2 separate regions of the Homo sapiens genome follow, and region 1 is linked to region 2. Evidence: chromatin loops called from intact Hi-C (ENCODE). Cell type or tissue: mammary epithelial cell. All regions are shown on one strand. Each heading gives the region's core, and the rest is flanking DNA. Links, peaks and the distances in the headings are about the cores only.

Region 1 (2,932 bases), core at 333-2,832, 110 kb after region 2:
GCCATTCATGAAAGATCCTCCTGCATGATCCAGTCATCTCCCATTAGGCCCCACCTCCCACGTGGGAATCGCATTTCCACATGCGATTTGGAGGGTACAGACATCCAAACCGTATCAGGTACATACAAGAATTATTTTTGGACATTTTTTTCTTTGCATTTTTCTTTTTTTATGTACAGAAATTGATTTCTTTTCTTTCTTTCTTTTTGTTTTTTTTTTTTTTGAGACAGAGTCTTGCCCTGTCACCCAAGCTGGAGTGTAGTGACATGATCTTGGCTCACTGCAACCTCCGCCTCCTGGGTTCAAGTGATTGTCCTGCCTCAGCCTCCCAAGTAGCTGGGATTACAGGGGTCCTCCACCATGCCCAGCTAATTTTTGTATTTTTAGTAGAGATGGGTTTTCACCATGTTGGCCAGGCTGGCGTTGGACTCCTGACCTCAGGTGATCTGCCTGCCTCGGCCTTTCACAGTGCTGGGATTACAGGCATGAGCCACCATGCCCAGCCAAGAAATTGATTTCATTGGTCCAGGGTGGATACCACTATATTTTAAAACTCCTCAGCTGATTGTAACTAGCAGCCATTGTTGAGAACCTATAGCATCACACTACATGAATGCTTGTTATAAATGGAGAATCTCAAATCCTATCCCAGTCCTACTGAATCAGAATCCGTATTTTAATAAGATCCCAAGATGCTCTGGGCTTTGTATGCACAGTATAATTGGAGAAGCACTGTCTAGACTAATTAAATATCTACCAGTGGCCACAGAGTCTACTAGGGCTGTATTTCTCAAAATGTGATTCCAGGACCAGTGGCATCACCTGGGAATTTGTTAAAAATGCAAATATTTGAGCTCCACCCTAGACCTTCTGAATAGAACACTGTGGGAGTGGAGCCCAGTAGTCTGTGGTTTAACAAGTTCTCCAGGTGATTCTCATACATAATATAGTTTAGAAGCATTGCGCCAGGAGTCTCTCATGAGGTTTGAAACTGCTGAATTGAGGAAATTGATTCAGCAAGTCCTTTTTTAAAACACATACTCCTGAAGTGAAGTGTCATTGATGTCTGCAACTTTCAAATGGTTTAGCAAAAGAAAAAAATTGTATAAGGCTATGTGGAGAGAGAGAGAAAGCAAATGCTATATTTGTTATCATTTACCTTTTATAAATGATACAACCTAGGTTCAAAAAGAGCATCTAGTTCAAAAAGAGTATCCAAATTAGAATTTGAGCCTCTATACCCTGTGCATATCACCACAAACTGGAGTGTGATTCTCTTTTTTGTGTTAGCTTGCCTGGCCTATCATCCCAGGCATCTGGGAATGTGACTGTGTTGCATTCCACAGGCCCAGGAGCAAGCTTGAAAATGTAGTAATTGATTTCCATTGTTATGAGTCACAACTCTTTCCTTGCTCATGCACACATGCACACACCCCTTCATTATCATCATTCCTTTTATTAAACTTTTAGTGTATGTCTGAGAGTGTTTGTGTTTAGCTCTGATTAGAAGCAGAAATATGCTTGATTTGAATAGCCCAGACTTTCTATTTGAGTTTTGAGGGCAGTTTTTAACTAATGTTAAAAACTTGTCCTGTTGATGGCCTGAGATTTAGGATTGATTCCGAAGCAACAGGGATTATTAATTAAATATTTCACATATTTTGTACTTTTCCTCAGTCCACAAAACATTTGTGGTGATCAAAGATTACCGTTCAGTAAGTTGCTTTTCTTCTTGTAACATCTTTTCAAAGTTTTAATCCAAATTAGGTTTGAATGGATTCTTTAGGTTGATGGCTTTTCTTATAGCATTTATTTATTCCTACCTGATGATTAAAGCATCATATTTAAGAATTGTTTTGCTTTGAATCATTGACCTCTTAGAGCTGTTCTTCTGTTCTATGAGTTTAATTGAACTCATAGTGGTGTTTTAAAATAATGTGTAAAAGAGCATCAGGAGACAGAGCCAAAATGGTTTTATTTGCTTTTATACAAACTAAATTGCCCTTGTGACCCAACATAAAATTTAAGTGCTAAGAGCAGTTATTTATTTTGACAAAAGAATTAATTGAGTCTAAAACAGTTAAAATTCCAGTTGTAGCAAACTATTCATTAAGACTCTCACTCTGGCTTTAGTACTGTCAAAAAAAATAACTTGTCTTATGATTAAATAGCAGAATGATGGGCAGTGGACTGCATTTGAAGGAGATGCTGAATAAACTTTCCACTTGTGAAACAGTTCAGAAGTGACATGCTACAGGGGGGGTCAGAATGTGCATTGATATCCAGCTGAGTTGTCAACTGGCACTGAGCCAGGCACGCAAAGCCTTGCCATGTGAAGCGGCATGTGGAGCATATGCCATTTGTAAAAGAAAATCTTGTTCATGCATGATTTAATGGTTTTTTTAAAAAGGTAGTATTTAGTTTTATTATGCCAGAAATCATTATTTCTATCTTTAATAGAAAAGTTTGTGTGGATGGTACTCAATTTAAAATTTTTAATATATATTTTTTGATTTGAAGTGATTTGGCATCTTTCAAAATGTGTTTTTTTTGGACATTTTTCTATTTCAAATGGATTTTAAGAGGATGTTTAGAAAACATAAGAGAAATCAAGATATGTTTACTATAGGAAAAGAGTTTTGTGAGAACAAAAAGGAGAATTTTGTTTAAAGGGACTGATTTTATGGAGTTAAGAGATGTCTTTACTGTTTTCACATGTATGAAGTCATCCAAAGATTTTACAAATCTTTTTTTCTGTATGTACCATATTTGCTAAGATGATGATGTAAAAGTCCTTCTAGATAATATATATTTAGTATTTGTAAACAAGGCAATTTGGCATTGGTGTTTTGTTTTTATGGTACTTACTTTTTTCTACTCTCTAGAGTAAGCGTGTGGCCTGAGCATTAGAGATTCTGTAAATAGTTAATGG
Region 2 (2,932 bases), core at 203-2,702:
ACTTGACATATGTGCCAGGAAACAATGTATATCAGCATTGTAATAGCAAAAAAAAAGGAATAACCCAAATGCCCGAAAGAATGGGCAAATTTTTAAAATAGAGCTTGGCCAAAAAAGCCAGTCTCAATTCTGTAACTAAAGAGAAGCCATTTATATCGAAGTTTAAAAACAAAAAATACATAGTGATGCATGTATACATGTATAATACAAAATTAAGATGGTTACATCTTTGAAGCAGAGCTGAGAATACAATCATGAACATCTGTGTACCTGGGTGGTGGGCACATGGATATTCTTTAAATGGTACATACTCATTTCACACATAACTTCGTTGCACCAGAGAAGACCTATTTGCTTACTATGCAATGGCAGCATATCTTTATTTTTATTTTATTTTATTTTTTTTTAGCAAGTTTGCCTTTTACAATAGAACTAGGACTGGGAAAAAAGGCAGTTTTTTGTTTTTTGTGTGTGTTTTTGTTTTTTGAGATGGAGTTTTGCTCTTGTCGCCCAGGCTGGAGTGCAGTGGCACAATCTTGGCTCACTGCAACCTCCGCCTCCTCGGTTCAAGCGATTCTCCTGCCTCAGCCTCCTGAGTAGCTGGAATTACAGGTGCCCGCCACCATGCCCAGCTAATTTTTTTTTTTTAATAGTAGAGACAGTGTTTCACCACGTTGGCCAGGCTAGTCTCGAACTCCTGACCTCAGGTGATTGACCCGCCTCGGTCTCCCAAAGTGCTGGGATTACAGGCATGAGCCACCATGCCCATCCTAAAAAGGCAAATTTATAACAACACTTATTATATGATGTGTTAACTCAAGATCATTTCTAATCCAGTATTCTTGGGAACTAAAGAGTATAAGAGCTTTTGTTGTTAAACTCAAGTATTCAATATTTTCTACAAGGACAGATAATACATTAGATTGATGCAAAAGTAATTGACGTTCTTACCATTGAAATTTTGTCATCTTTACTGACAAAATTCCTTAAGTACTTTCACTTTTTCACTTTGAAGGCACATATTCCCAACTAGGAAAGTATATCTGAGATGCTCTCTTCTTAACACTTCCTTACAGTTTAAAAGTTAGCACTTGTTGGAAGGCCCACTCTTTATATGTGAAAAGAAAGGAATTGAAGGTTACTAAATCTTTCCCATGTATGCTAGGATTTTACAAGCATTTCTGTTTTTGTTAAACCTCATCGTTTATTTGTCCTTTGTAGGCATGCACATTTTCCTTAAGATTCTTAGAATGAGTTTTATTTTTCTTGAGATTCTCTTAGGACTCTAAGCTGAAGCTATACCCAGTGATGTATAAATCAAAATATTTCCATTAGAGGGAGCCGTTTACCTAGATTAACCCTGGAATGTTAGTATCAGAACAGTATTTTGTAGGAATGTAAGGCATATACATATAATAAGCATATTTCCACCCCTTAAGGTCACTTACTTCAACATGCATTTTTACATGAAAATAATCTTGAAAACATTTTTTAGAGCAGTTTTAAAATTTCAATGCCATTCTCACCTTGGAATGCAGGAAACCTTCAAGATATTTCCTTAAGTCCAAGTACAGTGTTTATGATATAGACAGGACATTTCAAACGTTAATGTACATGTGTGTCTCCTGAGAATCTTGTTAAAATGCATCTCTTGATTCATTAAGTCTGGATTGGTCCTGAGATTGTGCGTTTCTCACAGGCTCCCAGGTGATGCCTCATTGTTTGTTTATGGACCTCACTCACTTTGAGTTAGCAAGGACCCAGAGAGTTCTTGGGAAATTGAAGTTCCCTTTTAACAACAATAACAAAATAGCATGTACACTTCACAAGATGTCAGAGGCTTTGTGTATTTTGTTTGCTTAAGTATCTCCAGTGCCCTGAACAATTCCTGAAACAGAGTAAATGCTCAGTAAATATTTGTTGAATGAATGAGGACATGTCTAATTGTTTTATGTATATTAACTCATTTAATCTTGACAGCCTCTGAGGTAAGTTCTATTATTCCTGGCTCACAGAGAAGCAAATAAGTCATATGTAGTGAAACCAGGATTTGAACCCAAATAATTGATCAGTGTGACTCAAGAGCCCATGCTTTAACAAAAATACTCTACTGTCACTGCCACCCGTTTTTAGGTAAGTTGTTACCAACACAGAGCTCAAGTATCAGACTGATACAGGTCATTATTGTCCAAAGGCCTGATATATCTGTTTATGGTTGCTTGTTTCTGTCTGATTGTGAGGTTTGCTATGCCACAACATAGAGTCCTGATGATGGTAGTCAAGACTGCACACTGTTGGTGTGCGGAGCATTTCCCCACTCTGATTGGGCTCACACATCGGGAGTGGGAAAGAAACAAGAGAGACATTCAGTCACTCAGGGTTAATGAAGGAACAAGGGGCCCACTAGTCCTTAACCCATTATCTAATGTGGTTAAGTCTTATAGTTTCATCAGCCAAAGGAATGAATTGTCATAATCCCAAATTAAAGATGATTAATAAAGACAGGAGCTCCTCAAGTGTTTGTTGGCAACCAGCCAAATGGAGTTATTTAATATCTATTTTTCAGGGTTTCTGCTGCACCAGAGATCAGTACTAAGCTATCTTCTGTGACTTTCTGATAGGAATTGCCATTCCAGTTAATCTTCATATTATCAGAAGAAAGTTTTATTTGGCGTTGTTACTTTTTCTAATCTTCCAAAGCCACCAATTTAATCTTACTTGCAAATCTGGCCAAAAAAAAATAGACGACTATTTCAAATTTTTCTATCTACCAGAAGTTTGCACATAAATGGTGGGATGTGTGGTATTAATAAATACATTTACTGTTCAATTAATCCGTTTTCTGTCCACAGCAAATTTGTTTTGCGGCTGAAAGTTAAATTCCTGTAGTTTTGTATTTAATATTGAATAATAATGTCCCAATTAAAAAAAA

The links. A loop is a pair of places that touch in the nucleus more often than their neighbours do. Peaks named below come from ENCODE experiments on the same cell type or tissue, not always from the same donor. Only the 100,000 strongest peaks of a DNase experiment are listed, where the experiment ranks them.
Region 1: a loop joins it to region 2, with 6 times the contacts of the local background. A loop is called at or near these places in 3 of 110 quality-filtered maps.

What each region holds. Positions count from the first base shown.
Region 1 is chr5:73,029,837-73,032,768 of GRCh38, forward strand. All of the region lies in intron 8 of FCHO2 (FCH and mu domain containing endocytic adaptor 2), which reads left to right. Among named protein-coding and RNA genes, the nearest start is that of FCHO2, 75 kb to the left of the region's middle. In mammary epithelial cell, for the core only: no CTCF peak of the experiment used is centred there; DNase peaks (open chromatin) are centred at 1,365 and 2,275; H3K27ac peaks cover 1,993 bases.
Region 2 is chr5:72,919,551-72,922,482 of GRCh38, forward strand. No RefSeq gene overlaps it. Among named protein-coding and RNA genes, the nearest start is that of FCHO2-DT, 35 kb to the right of the region's middle. In mammary epithelial cell, for the core only: a CTCF peak has its summit at 1,333 (motif pointing right); no DNase peak of the experiment used is centred there.